2 separate regions of the Mus musculus genome follow, and region 1 is linked to region 2. A link is a contact called in ENCODE Hi-C or POLR2A ChIA-PET data. All regions are on one chromosome and are shown on one strand. The core of a region is the stretch at or near the end of the contact, and the rest is flanking DNA. Distances in the headings are between cores, read along the strand shown.

What was found. A loop is a pair of places that touch in the nucleus more often than their neighbours do. ChIA-PET counts read pairs that join two places held with the same protein, here RNA polymerase II (POLR2A).
Region 1: a loop to region 2 is called in a map of left cerebral cortex, with 2.0 times the contacts of the local background. The contact joins two enhancer-like sites. A Hi-C loop is called at or near these places in 3 of 37 maps with a recorded cell type or tissue (Patski, left cerebral cortex and v-Abl transformed pro-B cells). POLR2A ChIA-PET finds 5 or more read pairs at or near these places in 1 of 5 experiments (embryonic stem cell).

What each region holds. Positions count from the first base shown.
Region 1 is chr5:118,708,102-118,713,198 of GRCm38, reverse strand. All of the region lies in intron 4 of Med13l (mediator complex subunit 13-like), which reads right to left. Among named protein-coding and RNA genes, the nearest start is that of Gm42015, 130 kb to the left of the region's middle. Within about 2 kb of position 3,183, at least 1 of the 3 ENCODE cell types and tissues checked has a DNase peak (open chromatin) inside an H3K27ac peak, as active enhancers do.
Region 2 is chr5:118,612,757-118,617,993 of GRCm38, reverse strand. The region is part of intron 2 of Med13l (mediator complex subunit 13-like); the gene reads right to left. Among named protein-coding and RNA genes, the nearest start is that of Med13l, 55 kb to the right of the region's middle. Within about 2 kb of position 3,718, at least 1 of the 3 ENCODE cell types and tissues checked has a DNase peak (open chromatin) inside an H3K27ac peak, as active enhancers do.

The sequences.
Region 1 (5,097 bases), core at 1,934-4,433, 96 kb before region 2:
CTGCTGTAGCTTCTATAATAGCTGGGATCACAGGTCTGTGTTAGCAAATGCGCTTCTAGTTTCAGTGTTCAGACCTGGGTTTAATTCACTGTTGAACTATGTAACAATTAACAAATGATGAGAAAAATACCTGGCTAGTCCTTCCCAGGGCCTGGCCGTGGGAACTGTACCCTGTCTTTGCTGCCTGGTGGGGTTTTCCATCCTTATTCTACCACCCCCCGCCCCATTTCACCCCCTATCACTTAGATAAGGGGAAAAAGAACGATAGGGGGAGCGGAGATCTCTGAACCTAATTTCTTTTTTTCTTTGAGCATGACTACTAACAAACTGCAACCAATCCCCTGAATAACCAATAACCACTTCTCAGGGCTCTAGTATTTACATACCCTCTGAAAATTTTCCAAAATTCCAAACGTCACCCAATTGTAAAAACTATCTGCTGCCGGCAAAACCACACCTCTGCTAGAACACGAGGCAAATCATACCCAGCTGCTGCAAAGCCACCCCTCATCCCCATACCTGGAATTAAAATGAAAAATTCTGACAATATTTCTGTGTTTTTTAAAGAAACAAAAAATCCCGAATTCTCACTATATGGGTCTTTCCCTGAGTTCATGTCACTCATCATGGAAAAGGCTGCGGAGAGGCAGAATGTGTGGGTGACACCTGGGGCTGCGGCAGGAGGGAAGAGCTGAAGTCAGACAGCTGGGAAGTAGCTCGCTGAGGGAAGGAGGCTGCCACCAAGCCTGAGGACCTGAGTTGGATCCCAGAACCCACATGGTAGAAGGAGAGAACTAACTTCTGTAAGCTATCCTCTGACCTCCACAGAGCTGTACACACAAATATACACAATAAATAAAATACGTAAACAGGGTGGAAAGGGTTGAGTTTCAGTCCAGCCTCAATTATTTGGTAGGAAACTGTCTTTTAAACACAGCACAACACAATACAGATCGGGCTGCTTCAGTACAGCGAGGTACAAAACAGAGCGTTCTACCTTGAAAGATTGTTTTTCTTTAAAGGTTCCTATTAGAGTAAATGGTTTTGACCACGAAGGCACCTTTGAAGGCTGTTGACTGGCCTGCCTTAGACCAGGGGTGTCTGGAGAAGGCTTTGCAGAACTGCAAAGGAGAAAGCCCCACTCCCCTACAGTATTTTTAAAGGGTCTTTTACATCTTGAGCTGAGTTCTCAGAACACAGCTATTATATGTGCTTTCAGAATGCACTATGAATATTAATAAGCTCCTATTCTCTTCAAAGGTGTAAAGTGTTTTGATAACAGATTCACAATGCAGAATGCATGCAGATAATTTTTACCTAAATGCTTTCTGTGTAATCAAGTTATCACTCTGGAATTTTCTGAGTTGCCATTAACTAAACCTCTTGCCTCAGTCTATGAGCCCTCTCTGATATCTGCTCTCCTTCCTGAGAAATGCTCTTCCCTCTGGCAGCTCAGACTTTACTAACAGTGTCGCTTGCTGGTCAGGCCTCTGCTTCTTCAGAAGGCAGCACCTGGGCACAGTAGTCTACAGAAGCCTTCACAGGGTCTTAGTAATTCTCATCTTTTCCCGTAATGAATTAACATCATTACAAAGCAATAAAAATACTGTTATCTGTATTTATTTTTCTTCAATTTTAAAGTCAGTTATATTTGTGTGTGTGCCTGCAGAAACCTGGTGCACAAAGGAGGAGAGCAAGTAGGAGCCGGCCGTCTATCACCACAAGACCCTGGGCGCAAACTGAGCCACCTCAGAGGCCATGACTGCAAATGTTTTTGTTATGAGAGATGATGCAGTACTTAACTATTAAATTACTATCAGAGTCCATGAAGAATCACTCTACTAAAAAAGTTATCGAGTGCATCCTTCTAATGCAGTGAGGTCTTACTGGATTTTGTTAACACACGCACACGCACACGCACACACATTACATGTGTGTGAATGCATACAAAAATGTGCACATGTGCAAAATTAGGGATTTTTTTCTACCATCCTATCCTTAGTGCTAAGCTGTTCCCTGGCAATGAAAGTGTCCCTGTGGTGCACATTAGTTCTCTGAGTCTGCAGGGCTCCTGGACTGGCACTATAGTACATCTGTGTCAAAGCGAGAGCTGTGTCCTAGTGACTTAAAGGACTCGTGTTCCTCCTGGGACCTCACTTAACAGAAGCTTTATAACTCAGTTGTCTTTGATCCAAAGGCTGTGAGCATTTGTGGTTAACCCTGATGGACAAAGCTATACAAGACTGTTTTTAAAGCAGCAAAATGGCTACAAGGTCTGCTCTCTTCCATGCTGTGTGTTCTGCAACAGATATCAGCACACCAAATCCGAAAAGGCTTCTCAAAGTCCTGTATTCAAATTTCCCCTGAGGTCACAACTCGGCCAGATGGTTGCCACAGTCTCTAGCAGCTCCTTTAACCCCAATGGGAGAACCCGGGTTGAAATGGCAGCTGTCGTGGATCACCTGCAGTCACCAAAGCACGCCTCTAATCCAGTACCCAGAGGGAGAGGAAGGTGGAGCTTTCTGACTTGAGGCCAGTCTGGACTACAGAGGAAGTTCCAGGTCAGTCAGAGCTTCAAAGAGTAAACAAGTAAATGCACAAGCTTAGTCCTTACCCCAAGAAGTACAAAGTGGGGGCTCTCAGAAGATTTTTGGGTTACTCTGAAAAGAAGAAAAATGTAGAAAAGAGACGGTATCACGAAGAACCTAATAAGACTTCCCATCACTGTTCCTCACTCTGCAGGTCTAGCTGCCTGTCTGCACCTCACCCACTGCTAAATTGTGAAGCTGGGGGTCTATTTTATCCTATGTTTTAAACCATAAGATGCTTGCTTATGTTTTCAAGAACACACAACCATTATAACAGGATCTGACACTCATAGGTTAAGTGGTAGGCACAGTAGAGTTCTTGCCAGTTTAAAAGAAATGTAGCCCAGGCCTCCGACATCTGCCTAGCTCTACGCACCCAGCAAGCAGCAGAAGTGACCTGCCAAGAAAGCCAAAGCAGATGGGAGCTGCAATATGCTGCCATCGCTCAGGTGAACGGCAGCAAGCAGGAAGCCACCCCGCAGCCAAGACCACACAAAAGAAACCCTGACAGGAACCCAACACGGAAGCTTCCCCCCCACACACACAGGGACCTCTCCACACTGCCATCCTCCAGGCCCCTTCTGCTCTCATGACCTCGCCCCCTTTCCTCAGGGCATGGATCAGCCACTCTGAGACAAACAGGAAGCATGAACACGGCAGGGAAAGAAGCCAGAGTGCCCCTCCCATTTGATGACTATTCTATTAAATTATTTACTTAGTGGAAACTAATATATACACAAATCAATACAATATCATGAGATTCCTTTCTGTCCCTATTCAAAGTAATGGTCCTAGTTATGTCTTTAAATACACTACTTCCAAAGCAGAGAAAGGAAGTAACCACGCCAGGATGCACTTTCTACCTTCTGAGATCTCTGAGTGAGTAGCTGACACTCAATGTGGTGTGGCAAGTCCTTTAAAGGCATTCCAAGATCCACAAGTGTCTGCCAGACAGCAGGGCCTCCAACTCAACACTGCTGCGGCCTCTCACTTACCAGTACTCAAAGAAGGCCACAGTTTCCCCAGCAAGAGGAAAATAAAACAGGAGCAGACCCTCATTTAATAAGGTGCTACCATCAGCAAGCATTTATCTCCACACTCTTCCAGTGCCAGACGGCCGTGCCAGGCACATGGCTTCCTCTGCCTTCGGTGGACAGCACCATCGGAACGTAGATGTCATGGCTAATTCCTCGAGCAGCGTGAGTGTCAGAGGTCGGAAGGCCAAAGGGGGCTATGCACTACAACATGGTCAACACCCAAATGGTGACTGATGAAAACCTCATGAAGCTTTTCAAAGAGTGGGAAAATTCAACAGACAGACAGGCAGGTAGACAGAGAGAAAGAATGAATGAGAATGTTGGGACTGCCTGAAAGACAGTTATTCAGGACAAAGGAGACATCGGCACTGAAGTAAAGGAACAAGCAGGAAACAGGCAATGCCTTGGGCGCACTGCACCTACAAAGAATCTATGTTCCAGTAAATGGCAGTGCTTATTTACACATACACACTCACACACACTCTCACACTCAGTATCTAGTTGCTACAAAAGGGGGACAGAATCCTTACAATTATGAACATTTAAATTTGAGAGTGCTATCCTGCAAAGTGTTTTGTTTTTTTAAAGTTCTAACCAAAGATTTCCTGCAGCTTAGGCAACCTCTAGTTCATCGCACCAGTATGCAGCCTGAGTGCCTGCGCACGGGCACTGCTCTGGGGCCTACACTGCCAAAAACCCAGGGTCCTGGACCACAGAAGCTGCAGGCCAAGGAGGAAGAAAGAGTCCGTGTAAAGTCATTCAGAAAATCAGCACACATGTGCAGTGGAGGCCGAGGGCGGGTTATGCGGTCAAAGTCAAACAAGATGACATGCTCAAGAGTTCAGAGCGAAGGGAGCAGCAGCAAGAGAGCAAAGAGGGAGGCAGGCGGACTGGGCAGAGGCCAGAATCCAGAGCCACGTTGAATGTGTGGGGAAGAGAATGCTTAAGAGTGTTCATCTTATAAAGCAGCAGGCAGGAGAGGCTACGGAGTGTGCTGAGCAGAGCACACACTCAGCCTGTGAACCGTAAACAAAGGCATGGGGCCGACTTCAACTGAGGACTGCCATCCTCTGCATGGCTCTCTTCTCAACAGCACTGTGCACAGTGACACAAGGGACAGGCAGAGCAGTCCGAGGAAGAGGAAGTACCACTAGGGGGCAGCACTGGCGAGCAGAGCCCAGGTGAGGCACATCTGAAAGAGGCAGTAAGACAGAAATATGAAATTCAGGAATGAGGGCAGGGCAGGACACCAGCAGTAAGTCAGAGCCACATCGGAAGCCAGGTGAGAAACATGAGCCCTGTAGAGCAAGGAGAGCCCCTCCCTTGGGCTCTTCTCAGGAGGGAGAGCATGAGGAAGAACTCAGCTGTGTTCCTTGTGGTCCAACAGCACCCAGCCATGGGCAGAGAGAAGAAAGAAGCTAGTGAGATTCCCTTTCGTTTTCCTTGTCATTGTAGAAGGTGACTTCTCCATC
Region 2 (5,237 bases), core at 2,469-4,968:
AGCGCAGCGTTTTATAGGCCCTGCACCTACACACCAGTGATCCAGCCCTTACACCTTCCTCAGCACCTGCTGCTGCTGCTGCTGCTGCTGCTGCTGCTGTGTTCCCTGTAGGTTTAAGCTGGGCTTCTTGTGGCTAAGAAAGGAAAACTCTTCATGTGTTTAGAGCCCAGTTCTGAAGCTCTCTGTTTCCACTCTCCTAACTGGGCTGCTGGCTCTCTTCCTTCTGACCTTTGGGAAATTTTCTATTTTCTCTGCACTGGCTCTTTTGCCAGATTCTTCATTGCAGTATTTTTCCCCCACTTTGTACTCTGTTTTTTGTACCTGTTAGTGCTGCTAAACTCAGTTATTCTAAGAAGGTTTGTGAGTGTGTTTTAAAAAACAAACTCTAGATGTTTCCATCTAGATTATCACATTAGGTGGAAGCTGGCTTAGCTTTCTGATCTCTGACCCTGGGACTGCTTCCCGCCTCACTGAGTGCAAGACCTCCTGCACTGTGCAGACATGAATGGTAACAGGCGTGATGGTGGCTAGGTCTAGCTCCTGCAGGCATCCACCTGCACATTTACAATCCATGACAGTGACGCATGGATACAGAGAAGTGCTTCCCCACACTAGCTCTAAAGGCCACGCTTCATAACTGAGCACAGGCTGGGGTCAGTAAGCCCAGCTCTATCTCTTTAGGAAACAATCCAGGCAACTTGTCAGACAATCTGATCATTTTTGCTAAATTGACTTCTTTTTTGCATTCCAGAAGGTTTTAAGTCCCTTTGTTCTAATTACAGCATAAATTAGAAGATATCGAACTGTTTTGAGCATTTGATAACAGACAAACTGACCTTGTCATCAAAAATGTATAGGACTGTCCCCCTCTGGAATGTCTCTGTTGCTGCCACCCTGAAAAACCACACCTTGTTACATGCAACAAAGTCATGTCCTACCAGTACCCTATGCAAAATCCTACTCTCTCAATTCATAATGTATTGATGCTCTCAAAATCAATAATGGGGCCTGGGAAATGACCCAGTGGATGTAATGCTTGCTGCACAAGCATGAAGACCTGAGTCTGGATCCCAACCCATGTAAACTTCCATGTGCCAGTGTAGACCTGGTTCTCAGTGCTAGGGAATGGCAGGGACAAGCAGATCCTGGGGACTCTTGACCAGCCAGTATTCAATGAGAGAGCTCTGTCTCAAAACTAAGGTGGTAAGTGGTAAAAGGGGGTAGCCAGTCAGACTCTGGTCTCCCAGGTAAATGCAACACCCAGCCCAAGCACACATGTACACAAACATGAATGCACACATGTGTGCACACACACACACCTACCTACCTCTCTTTCTTTAAAGTCAGTGGTATAAAATGAAGCATTCAATTGAAACTTGTCAGTTTCAAACTGAGGGCACAAAAATCTAAGCTTAATAAAAAGTATTAGAGCATCAAAAACAAAAAGACAAATTATTTTAAATCACTTAGGGACTACCACAGAGAAAACAAAGGAGATAAAATGCACCCGAACTATTAATAACTTTTATCTTGCCTCAAATCATATTCATTTTCTCAGTTAAGACAACAATTAGAAAAGATAGTTTAAATATGTCAAAATAGTTACATTCAGAATGTTAGGAGGCAATTAAATGGTTACTTTTTCAAAGGTCTATCCTCACTAACATACTTCTACTAACTGAAGCAAGCAGCACTGAGCTGGAGAGATGGCTCCGTGGCTAAGAGCCCTGGCTGTTCTTGCACAGGACCAGGGTTGAATTCCCAGCACCCACATGATGCTAGCCAAAACCACCTGTCACTCCAGCTCCAATGGCTCCAACACCTTTGTCTGGCCTCCACAGACACAGCACACACAAAGTGAACACCAATTCACACAGGCAGACATGCAGACACATAAACAAAAAAAAAACATATTAAAATCTTAGGAAGAAAGACAAGCAGACTATACTCAACTCACAGGTATATGAGGCAGAGGCAGCTTCAACTCCTATGTGTGCAAACTACTCCACCCTGGCCTTAGACAGACTGACAGGGACTTGTCTCAGAAGCAACACCACCTCGGCCTTAGATAGTCAGACAGACAGACAGACAGACAGACAGACAGACAGACAGGCACTTGTCTCAGAAGCAATGCCACCCTGGCCTTAGACAGACAGACAGGCACTTGATTCCCAAAAGGCAGGCAGAAAAAACTGAAAGACTTCTTAACCTATTGTGCAAAACCCTGTGAAGTGTTGTCATACTTCAACTCTTCTGGTAATTGTATCAGCCATGTGTTAAAGATAAATGTAAGCAAGCTTAACGTCTACTTGGTCAATTTTTAAAATAATCAAAAGAAAGCTCGAAACCAAATGTATGCACAAACGTAGAAATAGCAGAAATGAAACCCCCAGTTAGTCTTCGTAAGCATATGTCAAAAGGGCAACAGAACCGGCCACTTTCTCCATGCACAGCTCCTGTCTCTGACCCTGGAGACCTTATCTAGGAACCTGGGATGTAGAAGGGACAAGAGTTCTTCAAAGGTCACAGCTGCCCTAGAGAGGTAAAAAGATCGAGACTCTGCATCTCTAGGGGCCATGACAACAACTTAAGAAACCTCAGTCTTCAGACAAATAAGCAACATATTTCTATTCTTCAGTGCCAAGAGGGTGCTTTTACGTATTGATTTAAAGCAGTGCCTCTTCTCAGCGTGACTGCTAGCTACAGGCTCGGCTTTAAGCATAAACACCACAGGTCTTCACAGTAGTTTGTTGTTTTAAAAGTCACTTAAAATACAGCACCTAATTATTTTCAGTATTTCTACCAAAACGCTCTCAAGAATGCTACCTAAATGCCTTGTTAAATCTAGTCAAGATGAAGAGGTAAAAGCAAGAGAGAAGGGCTGGAGAGATGGCTCAGCAGTTACCAACATTGGCTGCTCCTCCAGAGCACCCAAGGTTCAATTCCCAGCACCTACAACTCTCTACCTGTAACTCTCTTTCCAGAGGATCTGACACCTCATGCACATGTACAGTAGGCAAAAAAAAAAAAAAAAAAAAAAAAAAAGGTAGAAATTTTTCAGAAAAACATAGTTCCTAAAACCCAGTTCCTTACAATCTCCCAACACCAACCCTCTTCCCTGGAGGTGGAAGTCAGGGAAGCCCTGGGAAGACCCAGGGTACCACAACTGAGGCTCCTGAGGGGGAAGAATGAGAGCCAGGAGCTGCCAAGAGCGCACAGCAGAAAGGCAGGAAGTGAGGAGTGCAAAACATCAACAAGCTCTTTAGCCTTTGAACTATCTGAAAAGCTCAAGTGTCTGGAATAGAGGAAGTAGGAGTATTACCGGGGCTTCCTTTCCATCAAGCTCAAAGAAAGACAGTTGACAAACAAGAAATGGAAAAAGTCTCAGAAGTACCTGAAAATACCATGTTTAGTAGTCCTAAAATATAAAACCCCCTGGCTGAAGCTGTCTGCAGAGGTACTTAATACAAAGCCACCTGCCCGGCCGTCCAAATGACCTCTGCAGTGTCTCAGCCTTAGTGCAGAATGGTAACTCAGTGCCCTGTCAGAACCAACTGCACAGAAGGAACGCTTTCCATCCTTGAGCAGTGGCCTGCCCAGGCTCCCTCCCTCCATCACACTGAGCTCAGTGGGCAGAGGCAGAGCAGCCTCTCTCCAAGAGCACCGGGAGCACCACGTGCTGCCCAGCTATCTGTAACTGCCAGCAGCCCCGGGCTCCTTGCCATAAAGACTCCATCTCTTTGTCCATTCTTCAGCCCTTAGCACAGGCCCTATTCCATTTCCACCAGAGGGATGCTCTTCTGGGACAAAAAAAAAAAAAAAAAAAGGAGCTTTAACTGCTTCAAAAACAGCTCTTAGCAGCCGCCGCTGGCTGGAGTTAGAGAGCAACCTTGGGGGTGTTTAATGTAAGGAGTCTAACACTTTAAATTGGCATTTACCACGCAGAAATCCACCCTCTTTTACAGAAAGCCTAAAAACATTATCATGCTCACATGAAAATACTCACAGACACCTCTGAAAGCACGAGTCACACACATAACAAACAGCCTGCTGCCTGACCTGGCACCTGGCAAGGGACCAAAACAGGACCAGTATGGCAGTCACTCTTCTTCCCAGGAACCTAACAAAGTTTTACTCACTGTAGAGGGTGAGCAAGTGTGTGTGTGTGTGTGTGTGTGTGTGTGTGTGTGTGTCTCCTTGGGTCTGCACTGTAGCATCACAGCCTGGCCTCAACCTCACAGGATTTACAGCACACCCCATGTCTGCCTCCCTGGGCCCAGCTTCTCTTTGAAGGTGCTGAGGTCTGCTCTCACAGACCTTCTGTCACCCAGGATAAACTGCTGGGCCCATCACTGCACACCGAGGCTACTCACAGGGGAGAGGGGGAGTGTGAATTAGGAAGTATCAAGAACATCAGATACTGTTGACATTACTTAGGGCTTAACACGTATCTCTGGGTTCCCACCACCTTGCGTGCCCAACAGCTCCTCCACACCAACAGGACTTCGCAGGGCAGGGCTCACGAGGAGCCTTCAGCTGCAGCTCCTAACCCCTGTCCTACACACAGCATGGAAAGCCTGGAGAGTAACGCTGTGCAGGGCTAGCTCAGGAAGGGAGCAGTGAGTCACGGCGTGGCTTTGGATAATACGGGTAGAGGCAAGAAGGAGCCTAGGAAAGCTAAGTCACAGTCAGTGAGAGGGAGGGAAACCACAGGAAGCTGAAGCTTAGTCCTTAACGTCTACATCCACACCCATCCCATGGGGGACACACCTAGAAACACAAAAAGTCATCTAACTCCTGCTTAGGTCTGGGGGTGAGTCTACTACGCCTTGGTCTGGCACTCTCTTCTCTGTGTTCCTTCTCTCTGTGGAAGGATCCACTGGCCACCAGTGAGTCACTGTATCCATCCCCTGCCCCCTCCTGCGTCGGTCGGAGGTGTTTACAGCAGTGGACTGGCTCTTGTTCTACAGCACTAACCAGAGAACCTTGCTACTATGGGCAGGAAAAGCAACTTTAATTTTAATAGAACAAGCCTACCCTCGGCCATTTCTGCTTAAGAAAATGGGCAGAAGGGTTGCTATGCGTGAGAACATCAGGCATCTACCTTCTGCCCACGCCCTCATCTGCAAGAAGCAGCAGACACCCTGTCCTGCTTGAAGTAATGGGGAAGAAGACACAGACAACACACGGTTAAGGGCTGGAGAGATGGCTCACAGACTTGAAGCTGAAAGTACTTG